2 separate regions of the Mus musculus genome follow, and region 2 is linked to region 1. A link is a contact called in ENCODE Hi-C or POLR2A ChIA-PET data. All regions are on one chromosome and are shown on one strand. The core of a region is the stretch at or near the end of the contact, and the rest is flanking DNA. Distances in the headings are between cores, read along the strand shown.

Region 1 (6,835 bases), core at 1,589-4,088:
ACACACAGAGAGAGAGAGAGAGAGAGAGAGAGAGAGAGAGAGAGAGAGAGAGCAACAGGAGTCAAGACAGAGAGAAAATTAAATATAGAAACTGCCTGGGGAGACAGAAAAATCCAAGGTTGGTGAGCAACTAACAATTTAAATTCTCTTGAGAAGAGCAAAAAGCTGGACAGAAGAGGACTTTTAATTTGAAGAGTTAATTAAGCAAATGATAAGACTTCTAAAATATCCTTCTTGTTAGAGTTGTAATTTTGAGGCCCAAGAAACAAGTAGAAGGTATTCTCATTCACTCTACAAATCAGTTTAAAATGGACTTCTATAGCAGCAGAAACACAAGGGGAAGAGGGCAGCGTGTCTGTGTTCATCAGCCCTGTGCTCTCTCTAGCTTCACATACCCCTTTTTATGAAGGTAGAGGACAGAGTGGCTGTTTTAAGCAGATCATTAGCTTCATGGATGTGCTGGGTTAGTTTCTTTTCTTTTCTTTTCTTTTCTTTTTTTAAAGTAGAATTAGGTGGCAAAAAAAGAAAGAAAGAAAGAAAGAAAGAAAGAAATTATCTTTTCAAAGCAAAGAAAAAGAAAATCCTGCCACAATTCAGTGTGAGCAAGTTAAGATATCAAAACAATAATGCAGAGTTATCTAGTGCAAGCAACCATCTGTAAGAAGAGGTGTGCATGAGGTTTGAAAAAGTATGGTGGATGCCTAATGGATGACAAAGAGAAACCAAAGTATCAGTTACCATCAGGATGCCAGGATTGCTTGATAATGATGAATAAACATCGACTCTTTATAGCTAAGTGGCCAGCATTATTTCACAGTTGACTGTGTGGAAAGTAGAGCCCATGACCTTTGTCCTGAATTTTAATAGTTTACTGAAGTTTTACATTAAGTAAAAATCTAATTGGCAAGAAAAATTAGTGTTTCTTTGTGGGAGTACAGAGTAAGGCTACTAATTGCATGTAGAAAATGATCCCAGGGTTGTCTCTCTCTCTCTCTGAATTAGAAAATTAAATGAATAATACCTTTCTGATGTTTGGAAGAGGACAGTTGTAGCAGTGAAGTATATTCACCTAATTTAGAATGTCAAAGCTGTTGGCCATCTTGTTCTGTTCACTTATTGACAAACTGTCGATTTCATTACCATATTCCCTGTCTACTAGTTGTGGACATCCAAGCAAACAGACCCCTTATACGGGGTCTGAAGCAAACAGCAAGCTTGTGGGCTTTGTGTGTGTGTGTGTGTGTGTGTGTGTGTGTGTGTGTGTGTGTGTGTGTGCACGCTCGCTGCATTTCTTTCTTTCACTTTACTGTATTAGTAACTGACTATATAAAGTCAGACTGAGAGAAGTCACCAATGTTTTCCTTCTAAGGGGAGAGAAAATAAAGAGCACATTAAATTAACCTCAGTGGAATAGGAGTTTAAATGAATGGTGCTTTATAAATTATATTTAGATGCATAGGGACTTTTTTCTTCTTCTAAATTACTGTCAAGTAAAGGAAATGAGCTGGTTTTTGAGTCTGTGGGGTTTGAGGTATTGTGAAAATATGTTTTCAAAGGTCCCCTGTGCATTTCTCACTGGGCCTGGAAGGGTTAAGTCTGAGCACCCAAGTGTTATGGAAAGTGCTGAGAGTTGGTTATGTCCTCTGTCTGTAATGTCACAGGAAAAACAGTGGCACCTGCATTACCCCTCATTGACTCAGGAACGACAAAAAAGTATTAGTAAGCAAAGCTCAAGAAATGAGTATCTCTGCTGATACCATTTCAGTGTTTTTCCTTCATTCCCTGGACATTCTTGATTTCAAAAACAAACTGTACAGCCCAAGGCACTAGGGTTGGAGTCCAATGTTTATTCAAAAAGGCACCCTGAAGCCATGAGGAAGACTGTGCTACATATGAGAAAAGAAATAAGGGGTGGGGGCAGGTGAGTAGCTAAGCTGTTTCAGGGATGGCAGCAGCAATTGTATTTTCTAGCATTTGTTTTCTGGGAGCCTATGAGATCCACGGAAAGAATCATGAGGGGGAACCCAAGAGTCTAGGGTGTTGTGGCTTGCTTGCTTTACAAGGAGCAAGGCAAACTGCAGTAACAGTTTAGGAGACTGCATTCTCTACTGCCAAGGAGACAGCTGATTTGGGGTAGAGAAATTTGTTTAGACCTAAACAAATGTGGCGGTTTTGTTGACTAAACATGGAAAGAAAGAAAGAAAGAAAGAAAGAAAGAAAGAAAGAAAGAAAGAAAGAAAGAAACAAAGAAAGAAAGAAAGAAAGGAAGGAAGGAAGGAAGAAAGGAAGAAAGGAAGGAAGGAAGGAAGGAAAGAAAGGAGAGAGAGAAAGAAAATCGGGGGTGTTGCCTTCAAACACTCCTCTAATAGGGAGGGAAAAAAAAGAATCTCATGAAAATGTATCACATGAGGAGCGCTTGCTTCAGTTCCAAGCTGAGTCTGGGGCTACTTGGAAACCATTTCTTAAAGCACACACATTTTAGGCAAGGGTGTAGTTACTGTGTCAGTAACAGGGGATCTTTGCTATTTGCCTGTTTTGGATGGAAAATAAATTTAAAAAAAAAAGATTGCAGGAGATTTGAGTTATTATGTGAGCAGGGCTCCGGTTTAGAGTTGGTGGCATTCAAAGCTGGCTTCAGTCACAGTGTGATGCTTGAAGCCTCCCAAAGGCCAAGTGTTTCCTTTTCTTTCTTCTATTTTTTTTTTCCTCTCTCTCTAAGCGTTACTTCACTGAGGCAGAGGGCTGCCTTGGAGTGACGTCAGGAGTTTGTGCAGCAAGCTTGCACAGGAGAAGGGAGGCTGGGTGAGTGACAGCCCAGCCTACTTTTTAATAGCTTTGTCATGTGACTGGGGACTGTAGTAAGACAGGTGCCTTCAGTTCACTCTCAGTAAGGGGCTGGTTGCCTGCATGAGTGTGTGCTGTGTGTCAGAGTGGATTGGAGTTGAAAAAGCTTGACTGGCGTCATTCGGGAGCTGGATGGCTTGGGACATGTGCAGCCAAGACTCTGTATGGAGTGACATAGAGGTGAGCTGGGGCTGAGTATTGCAGGACCGGAGCTTCTCTCAGATGCAATGATTCCTGGAGGGGGGGGGGGATGGGCTAGGGGAGAGGAGGGGACATAGAAAGTGGCTCAGCGGGAGCTTTTGGAGGGGGAAATCTCCATCTTATCTTAACTCCAATAAGTTTGCTATTTTAAGGTGGCTCGGAGATGCCTTGAGCAAATCAAAGCTTAGCTGCTGTCATCAGTATCTGTAGCAGTTAGAAACTCTTTCCATGTGCCTTTGGCTCTGTTTCTACTCATATGCAATATTTATGCTCTAAGATATTGATATGAATCAGGAGCTGAAGTCTTTCCAGTGTTCAGTGGCCTGCTTGGAAAAATGCCATTTCTATTTATAAGAAAATGAAGATAAACATTAAAATGAATTGTGTTAAAAAGAGAGTCCGTTTTGACTCTCGTCAGGATTTATCTTTTCCGCCCTCCTCTCTCTGTTCATTAAACAGAGAATTTACAAGACCCTAAATATTCCTGCTGGGTCTGAGTTAGGTTGCTTTTCCCACAGAACACAAAACGACAGTGCTGTTTCCTTTAAAACACTTGTGTGCGGCTGAAAGGGTTGGCTAGCGAGTTAAAAAAAAAAAAAAAAATCCCAGCCTTAAGAGACCAAAGCTTTCTGTTTGCTTCTGTGGCGAGAAACCGAACGGTTAAATCTCTCTACCACGGAGAGCTGCCTGAAGCCGGGAGAGAATGGAGTTTATGCAGACCGTGTGTGGAGCAGCTCACTGCTTGTGTAAAAATAGACCGCAATACATCAATTCCACAGTCTCTGCTGGCTACAATTCATACAGGGGAGGAAAAAACACAAGCAGTTTCCCCGTAATCTCTGGAGTCTAGCTGGGGCCAGAGGACTTCAGCGTGTTTGCATTCAGTACAATGGAATGTTCTCGGGGAAAGTTTGAGCAAGTTGGAAAACAAGTGAAACTTTTGTGGACTCTGGTGAGATGGACCCGAATTGAATTGCGCGGAGGATCGGAGCTGCTAACTAACAATGGTGCTTCCTCCCGGTAGCGGGGGCACGTAGGGTAAGGGGGAGGGTCAAGTGCCACACGTGATTTGATTAAATAAGATGTCCGTGTGGTGCAGTGATACACATCTAAAGTGAAAATGATTTGGCGAGGCCGCCTGCGAATGCATTTTTCCTATCTAGCCAGGCGTGCCCTGGGTCCTTAACTCTTTGCTGGGTCTGCAGATGTTGGCTCCGTTTGCTTTCCCTAGGCTTTGGCAGATCGGATTTGCAGGTTATAATTATTGTTATCTTGTGATTTCTTGGCAAGGCAGAATAGATATAGATAATTCATGTGTCCCTTGGCTATTGAAGTCAGAGTTCTAAGTGGATTCAAAGTCCTAATTGTTGGAGTAGCCAGCGTAACCCGTGGGTGGTTGTCTGGCTGGCACCATAGCTCTCTTCGAATCACTTTCATTTTTACCTCTTGGATCGTTCCGAAACTGCTCAGAGACTGAAGAGCTGTGATCTAAAGGAGATGAGGAAGATTTGCCTTAGTCAGAATTCCTGTGATTGTTTGCAAATAAACGCCATAGCCATTTATAACCATGGCTTTAAGTTTGTTCTTTCTTTGTTTTTCTTAAGGAGTTGGGGATAGGGGCTCAGCGTCCAGCCTTAGATTGAGTCTCAGTTAGTGCGGCATAGTAGACAGCCAGCTGCTAGAAACCCGTGCCTTCGAGCCTGTGGCTCTGGGAATCATTCCTGCCTGTCGAAATATTACAAGCAGCAGGTAGTGTGGGCAGCTTCCATTTTTTTGAATCATTAATGCTTGCTGTCATCTTCAAACCTATTATGTCCTTTCACACATAATGACAGGACAGTGTATTGGTTAATAAAAACCCAAACCACCAGAGCTACTCAGAGTCTCCTGGTATTTCACAGCTTAATGGAGGGGATGTACAATAAGGTTACTAAGATTGATAGAGACAGATCACCTGACACTCTTCACGAAGACTGTCATTCTTACCTGCCTCCATACCTCCCAGTTCAACTACTGTTTTTATCACAAGTTAAGTTTCTGTTTTTTATTAATTTAATTAAGGCTGCCAAGTCCACTGACTCTCTCTTCTCTCTCTCTTTAAAATTTACCATCAATGGCACCAAAATCTCTGAAAGGTTAATGGAGAATTATACTTAATTATAATGAATCATTATCATCCATGCAGTTAAGCTAATTTATTGTCTGCTTCTTAACTAAGGGAAAAGACTGTCTGTTGGGGTGAAATAACATACAATAATTAGCCTTTTGTGTTTAGAGATTGTGTTGGCCTCTTAAACCTTATTGTAAAAAACGAAGGCTACAGTTGTGAAATTGCTTTCAGAGTTGCAAAGTGGCTGTAGGGTATCTGTGTAATTGAGGCAGGACACACCTGTTACAGATGCACAGGGCAGCCATCAATATCAGCATGTCAGACAAGGACAGGTACTCGGCTCAGTCTGATAGGTCTGGCGTTGTCCAAGTCCAAATATGAATTAATCACAGAAGAAATTGCTTCTACGAATGTGTTTTTGATAAGTAGGATCATGCCACAGTCAGAAGCACTGATTTGATCAGAATGTCAACACTGGCAAGCATAAACACTATTTTGAGCATAGTGCAAGAGTAAGCATGAATACACACACATACACACACACACACACACGATTGGGAGAGGGTGGGTGAGGGAGGGAAAGCAAAATAGAGAATGCTAAAACAAATTAACTTTATGTGTTCAGTGGTTGTCAGAAGTTATACTCAAATACATATTTTTTTTTCCTTGAAGGTTAAAGGTTCTTTAAACTAGTCTCCCTTAGAGAGAGTGGTTAAAGAAAAATGGCAGAAAACTATCACCCAGAAAGCCATGCCTTCCGAGCTCTAGAAGTACCAGAGGCACACTGGGCTGGCTTCTGCTTTAGCTTTCCTTTGGATGCTCATTTTGGTTGTGGTTCTTCACTTTGTTTTTAAAGGAATCCTCCACCCATGACATCCTGTGTGTTGTTTGTTGACAAAGTTCTCCCCTCATCTCTGTGCTGACAGTTGAGGAAGAGTTAATAAAAAGGGGTTGTGCTCTGGGGATGTGTAGTGTGGATAAAAATGGAGCCTTGGGATTGTTACACCCATAACAAAACACTAACTCTATCTGGACAAGATCTACTCTTTATAGTCAGACTTCCACTTACAAACCTAGCTAGGTTTTCTGATCTCTAATTTTGGGCTCACTCAGATGTTACAAAGAAAATCCCAACGGGAAGAGAATGAATGCAGCTCTCTCTTGGTGTGGTTATGTGCCTGCCTTTGGGGATCCTCTGGGGCCTGGTGGTCTAGTGGGCAAAGCGCCATGATATGCAGACTCTCTTCCCTGTCTCCTTTCCCTGTGCCTCCTCCTCAGAGTGTAGCTTCAGATCACACTGCTGCATTCGGACTGTGTAATACAGTCTGCCAGGGATGACAGGGGAGCTCCAGAAATAAACTCTGCATAAAACTTATTTTATTCAAAATCTAAATGTCAGGGAAGTTTATCAGCTTTATGTCTTGCTGCTGCCTGCACAGGAACCACTATACCTTTTTGCAGACCTGGGGAAGCAGAGGCAGGAGGGCCTTGCTTCTCTCTGTGTGGGACTGCCTCGATTCAGACCGTTGGCTGGTGAGAGATGAAGTCTTGGTGATTCTACTGTCATCGTAAGAGCTTCTTTAGGGTTCTTTAGAGCACAGGCACTTGGCTCAACAGCTGAGTATCCAGTTAAATAGGAGACAGTCTCATTGGTAAGGTTCTGATAGCCTCAGAAGGCAA
Region 2 (6,835 bases), core at 1,333-3,832, 38 kb before region 1:
AACACTGCTCTCAAACCTCACAACACACAGGGGTGCTAGGCTAGCGTCTATAATATTAAATCATGATTCTTTCCATTCTCTCCTTCATTTTCACGTTAGTTTCTCTAGTCTCAGCTCCATGAGCTCTGAGCCAGCCTGCAGCATGGAAGAGATGGCCCGACACACCAAACAGTGGGAAGAGGAATCCCGAGACAGTCCTGAGAGCTAAATAAGCCAGAATACTGCTCCTAACTTAAGCATATGAGACAAGTGTGTCCTGTCAGTCTCATCAAATCCCCCCTTTTAAAACTGGGGTGAAAGCGACAGAGGCAGGGAACTTTCAGGACATCCCTGCAGCCACCATCCCCAGCCACCATTCTTCCTTGTCCTAGCATTCTGTTGTCAATTAGGAAGAGAATGGCTCCCCACTTGACAAAATGTGCACACAGCTTTCAGACATTTTGGCACCAGAATAATTGAGAAGAGAATCTGGGCAGTGGCTCCACTCCATCCCTCGGAGCCTTGCTTGCTTTTGGGGGTTTCCTCATTTTTATCCCTCTAGAGGCACTGCTTGAGGACGGGTCTGCCAACCTGGCCAATACAAGCATCTCTCTTCCCTAAGCTTGTGTCTCATGCTAGCAGCCCAGAGCTCCAGAGAGATCCCAACTCCCAGGCCCCATGTACTGGTGACATTCCAACCCCTGGGTCCTGTGTACTGATGACATTCTCTTCAGAGCCACTTGTTCTGGCTTATGTCAGGGAAACTAGAGATCACACAGCACCTCAGCCTCAGTGGAACATGCTATCGAGAAAACCTCTATATTACTCTTTGCCACTGGAATCCCCCTTTCTTAAGTTCCCCATGATATTCTAGCCTCCCTGACTTATCTCTGGCAACTCTCTTGCCAATGAATACAATATTTATTTCCCATTAAAAAATCATTTTGTCAAAATATTCTTCCTTTTAAAAATTAACTAGTTTCTCTTTTTTCCATCCCTGCACTGCAAACAGAAATTTTCTGCCCTTCATTGCTTTGTCTGTAGTTGCTGTTTTTAATCCCTATATACTTATATGTTGTGCTTTTTCTTCTTTATAAAATCATCTGTCTTTCCTAAAAGATTGTATTAGCAAAATAGGCCCTGAGTTTATTTCTCTTTCTGCTACTTTTTGGCTGTATGGCCCTAGGAACGTTGTTGCCTGTCTCCGGGCTTTTTTATTTTATTTGTTTATTTTTTTAGCCTAGAGGAGTGGTATCACCCCCCTCATAGGAAGGAGAATACACAGGGAAATTCCCATCAAATGATCTGACCTTGGTCCCTGTGGAGATACCCTGTGCTGTCTACTCTCCTGTACTTAGATTTCCTTCGAAATCTTTTGATCTATTGATCACTGCCTCGAGCTCTTATTTATATATTCTGTACAGCATTGTACTGCTTGAGATTTCCATTTGTTGATTGCATGAATAGATCACCTTCTTTTTCTTTCCTTACCTTCTGCCTATGCTATTATAACCGGTCGTTATTGTCTCTCTATTTCCAACACTGGGACTTTGGTCTCCGTGACTTCTTTTAAGACCTCTGACAGTTGTGTTTTGTTTTCCCCATTTTGTGCTAGGACATTGGAGCTCTGCAAGGTGAGGTCACATGCTAATGAGTGGTGCAGCCAGGCTTTGTAACTGGGTATATCTGACAACAAGGATCCTCATTCCTCCCCAGGATCCTCACACCTATCACTTGCTGGCACTTAGCACGCATCGCCTCTTTTTATCTTCTTAACAGCCTTGTAAATTAAGTATTATTTTTCTATTTTACTGCAGAGGATAAAGCTTAGAAAAAGACGTTAGGTAAGTACGCCAGAGGCACACAGCCAATAAATGTTCTCAAATCCAATGTCAGATGACAGCCCTCCACTTCCTTTCTGCTCTCTGCTTTGTGAATGAACCAGTGAGTAAGTTGAACGGGTCACCTTCCTACTCTCCTTCTACTAGTCTTTACTTCTTTGATTCTCTTTAAAAATATGTGAGTCTGCAAATAAAAAAATCTAAAACATGTTGTAGGTTTAAAAAAAAAAACCCCAAACACGTGGTGGTAGGGGGGTGGATACAGAAAAGTCAATATACCAAAGCAGTGTGGAGTAACCTTCCACCCAGAGTGGCTGCTTTCCTCCCTCACCAACCCCCTTTCCTGCCCTTGGCTTGTGTCCTCTTAGCCAAGAGTCACATTCTTTCCCTACCTCTTCCAGCACAAACTCCCTTTGGGGGTCCGAGTTTCCCTGCTGTGGCACTTGGCATAACGTGCTACACACACATTTGCAAAACTAATCAAGTGTGGAAGGGACACAGAGTCCCAGCACTCCAAAGGTGGCAGCCACCACAGCTGCAAGTCCCTCTTTGCTAGCGCCAGAGGTGTGGAAGTGCAGGTGACTCTCCAGAACTCAGCCTCAGTTGTCCTCCCCTGGGATGGTGGAGCAACAGAGGCCATAGCAACGGAAAATGCCACTGAATGCTCCACGCGGTGGCATGTGCTGGCTGCCTCTGGGAGCCTTACGTTCTAAGCCAAAGTTCAGCTGAAGGGCAGTAGCCGTGCCAGCGAGTCATGCGACTCTCATGTTGGTTAGTGTGTCACTTTGAACGTTCTTATGTGATATTATTATGACTAACCCAGTGCTGACAGCATGAGACAGATTACAGGGTCCATGTGACAATTACCAAAGACATCACTGACTGAACTGTACAGTTTACATTAACTCATTACTTCTCAGATTACGATCCCGTAGGAATTTGACCCCTTAAGAGCCTGGTTAGGGGAGAAAGGGGAGAAAAGCAGAAAAGTCCCTTGAATCCTGAAAAATTCCACAGGTTCCCCATTTGGGTGGGCTTTGGGACACAATTTATTTTGTTCAAAAGCTTGTGTGGTATATGTTTTTTTTTTTAACTTTTTTTTTTTCTAAATCAGTGGTGATAGTTGTTCATGTATCAAAATCTTTCTTTTCTTCTGCCTCGTACTGATAAAATGTTGTGCCTTTGTTGGGGTTAAGGTTGGTATTTATGATACTAGAGAACTGAATGGCAGTCCTAGCCAAAGAAATAGCCCTTCAGCCTTGTACCTAAATGTCATAGCTGAGAGGGCGTTACACCCCACCATATGATTGGCATCTTAGATGGTGCAAAAGAAACACAGGAATTGCTGTTATTTATTATTTATATTTTGCCCCCGAGTGCATCTGGGAAAGCACAATGATAGGCAGCCCTGCAAGGACTGTGCCATCAAAAATGGCATTCACAGTCACTCACGGGGCAGAGAAGGATTTTGCTGTGTTTGAAGCCAGGTGCAACAAAATAAATGGTCTTTGAGTCTGAATAGAAAAGAAACTTCAAATCTGGTTTGGAGCCATAAAAGTAAATAAAGCAGGGTGTCTGGATGAAAATTCTGATGTTATCCTTGGAAGCCGTGCAAGGTGCTAACATACAAATAAAGTATGCTAGAATGACAGACAGTGAGGCTGGTAAACTTGTGAAAGGTGTTCCATAGCCATAGTAGGAATGCTTCTTTGATGAGCTTAGGGCCTCTTTAACACTCTGCTATAAAGTGGAACAATACTAATATCTTCCTCATAGGGCTATTAAAAAGATTTAATGAGAAGAGCCTTGTAAAGACTTAGTCTAGGGCAAATGAATGCTCAGTAAAAGGTGTCAGGTGTTAGCCTCCTCATTATTCCAGTTATTGTTATTATCTCTAGGAAAATGATCCATAGAAGAAGGCAGCAAAATGTGAATCCTTGATTGAAATGTTGTCGTTTCTGGGAGGATTCAACCTTGGGACTGTCTCAGCCCTTTTCCATTGACATCAAAGCCATTCTAAGCATTGGCCCTTCCACACACTGATTTCCACACACAGGTATTTCCTGTCTACAAATAGCTGGTACTGAACCTGTTGTTGGCATCTAGCTATGTTCACATGCAGCCCCAGCAGGGCAGCATCACTTCCAGCAAGGACTGCATGGGAGTCTAGGATAGCTTTGAGTCAGCAGCTTTGAGAGTCATCCCTGTTGTCCCGGGAAACTCAGCTCTGGCTCCGAAATCGCACATGAAGTTCTATCACAAAGACTTGTGGTTAACTCAGCCTGCATCCTTAGATGTTGGGTTAACACTCGTGCACTATGATGTGAGCACAATCCAAGGATTTCATGTTTTCATCTTGAAGAACGTATCCAAGCCTTCTTCCTACCTTGCACAGCACCTGGTCTCATGCTGTGGGCACCATACCATAGCATCATTTTATGCAGGGGTGCTCTGTGCATTTCCCTGTTTGACACAACACTTAAATCCAATTTTTGTGTTGTCTTAAGTCATATGTTTAGGAAGACTAGCTGAGGGCACAGAATAATTTTCCTGCCTCAATTTCTCTGCCGGAAATAGCATTTCCCCTCTATGGAAATTCTATTAAATATACCCAAGAAGAATAATCCATATATCCTAAACCAGATAAATCAGATTGGGGTTACTGTTCAGCTGTGGCTCACCATTATTGCAGAACCACTTGTCAAATACCCAACACTAGATGGTAAATAGCTGCTTGGGAGGCTATCTGAATCTGCTCATAATGTCACAGTACCACCTAATCTTGGAACATCTTTGGTTGTTTCAATGTCCAGGAACTAAAGAATTCATTATTGCCGTCGCATAGTTGCTAGGCATGTTTTGATTGGTTGTCTGTTTCCATACTGCTGATTATTCTTACAAATGTTTTAGTAGAGAGAATGGAAGTCTGTTCCATGAGTTGAAAGTAAAGCTTTATAATGTGCTTTTCAATTGAGAGAAGTGTGGTACAATTGAAAGACTTGGGTTGGGTTAAGATTCCATAAGGCTTGGTTTATGTGGTCTTGGATATGTTATTCTCAATGCTTTAGTTTGTATAGATGAGGGGTGGGTATAGTAATGCCCAGACCTCACACTAGCAGAGGCTGATGTGACAATAAATTAATTCGGACATATAAAACAATGAGGACAGAGTTTTAATATGACAGGCTCAGGGAGGACTGACAATGTATATTATTAGAACATTGGGTTAAATTCAAGCTCAAATTAGATTGGTTTCAAGAAAAGGTGAAACAGATCCAATTACCCTCTTCCCTTACTGCAAAACAAAACAAAGTAGAAAGAAGAAACAAAGGAGCCATGGGCATTTTCTTTTTAAGCATGTCTATAGGAGGATTTTACTTTAAGGAGATATCATAGACTTTAAGATAACTATATGTAAGATGTATGTGTACTATAAGACATAGCCTGGACTGAATAACTACTATCTATTATGTGTATTGAAGGTGTTCAAATGAATAGAGAACCCCTGCTTTTGATGAGTCTGGGTATGGGGAGACAGAGATATTAGGCAGTAGTGGACTGAAGCATTAGACACCCAAAGGGCTCTGAGTCAGGAGGGATCTTATTCTCCAGGAGTCAGTGAGGCTTCCTGAAAGAAATTTGTCTGGGTGATTCCTCTAGGAAGAAGAGTGATAGATAAGGAGAGATGGCCCAGAAAGGATTTCTGAGAAGCTTGAGTGAAAGCCAGGAAAAGAGATCTAGATGTTGGGCCCTAGTTAGAAATTTGGAAGCACAGAGTGGAAGGAGTTCTGACTGGAAAAAATATAGGTGGGGCCAGCTCAAATAAGACCCCATGACCAGGGTTAGGAGGTCTTTAGGTTAATATGGAGGCATGGAAGTAATGTATGCCAAGGTGTTGTGAGGCCAGAGTTGTGATTGGGGGACCTCACTTAGCCTAAATAAAATCAGTAATAATGGAATGGTGAGGAAGGCAAAGATTTCAGAATGCTGGGTTAGCAGCAGTGACATTCTTGTTTAGGGTATATAGTGTTCTTTTCAACTGATAGAGACAGCTTGGATGGGGAAGCAGATGATGATGGGGAGGAAATTAAAGTCCATTATAGTGTATTTTATGGCCCTGGATCTTGAGGATGTTGGCGGTTTGGTCAGCAGGCAGCTAGCTCCAAGGCTATGATGGGTGTGGTTTGCAGTAGAGCTGTAGATGTTGCAGCTAACAGTGCGCAGATACAGGGAAAGCCCCGAGTAGCAGTGCGTCTTCAAGGAAGACTGAGCAGCACAGCAAAGTGGGGGAAAGTATTACATTTCAGGGAACACTGGCAATCAAGGGGCAAGACACTAATAAGTAAGAGAGGCTGGAAAGGCAAACGGAAACACACCACAATGAAAATCAAACTCTAGCAGGTCAGGGGGAGACACAAGCATGCTCAATGACACTGGTCCCTTCTGCCTGCTTCTGTGGTATCTTAGGTGTTGGTTTTATGGGATCTAATCTTCACTGAAGGATTCTTTTACTTTTTATTAATGTAATTTGAATTTTTCTTCCTTTTAACTAATAGATTTTACTACAGGTAAGCTACCAAGCACTAACAGGATCACACACTCCCCTTTGCCTGTAGACTAAAACTAAAATGTTAAGTGGGAGGTGAGAAACGATTGTGTTCTCTTTCCTCTTTCAGTGAACACTAGAACCATAAACCCTTCCATTCGAGTCCTGGGCTCGAGGCTTGAGGTCAATTCTTCTTTTTAACTGAATCCATTCCATTTCCTCTCATCATCCTCCAGACATGTTCTTTTCATGGCCTTTCATATCCTTTCATGAAATGTTTGTCCTAAATCTCTTTCATTTTGAGTGGCACTTATAAACCAGACTCTAGCACTGAGCAGATGTATTCATTTAATAGTTTGCTTTGATGGTGCCTTTAAAAGGTTTTCTAATCTTTCTATTTTACCATTGGGTTTGGTGTTTTATGTTCTTCTAGCAGGTGTATTACCTTCGTCAGATGTTTTCATTTTAA

The links. A loop is a pair of places that touch in the nucleus more often than their neighbours do. ChIA-PET counts read pairs that join two places held with the same protein, here RNA polymerase II (POLR2A).
Region 2: a map of heart shows a loop between it and region 1 (3-fold over the local background). The contact joins the enhancer-like site here to the promoter of Ppargc1a in region 1. A Hi-C loop is called at or near these places in 7 of 37 maps with a recorded cell type or tissue (adrenal gland, gastrocnemius and heart). POLR2A ChIA-PET finds 5 or more read pairs at or near these places in 1 of 5 experiments (Patski).

What each region holds. Positions count from the first base shown.
Region 1 is chr5:51,549,924-51,556,758 of GRCm38, reverse strand. Ppargc1a (peroxisome proliferative activated receptor, gamma, coactivator 1 alpha) reads left to right here and starts at 2,838. Exons shown (of 13, transcript NM_008904.2): 1 at 2,838-3,024. The coding sequence starts at 2,977.
Region 2 is chr5:51,587,403-51,594,237 of GRCm38, reverse strand. It overlaps a transcript of Ppargc1a not described here. Among named protein-coding and RNA genes, the nearest start is that of Ppargc1a, 37 kb to the right of the region's middle. Within about 2 kb of position 2,582, at least 1 of the 3 ENCODE cell types and tissues checked has a DNase peak (open chromatin) inside an H3K27ac peak, as active enhancers do; it is heart, where a contact is called at or near this core.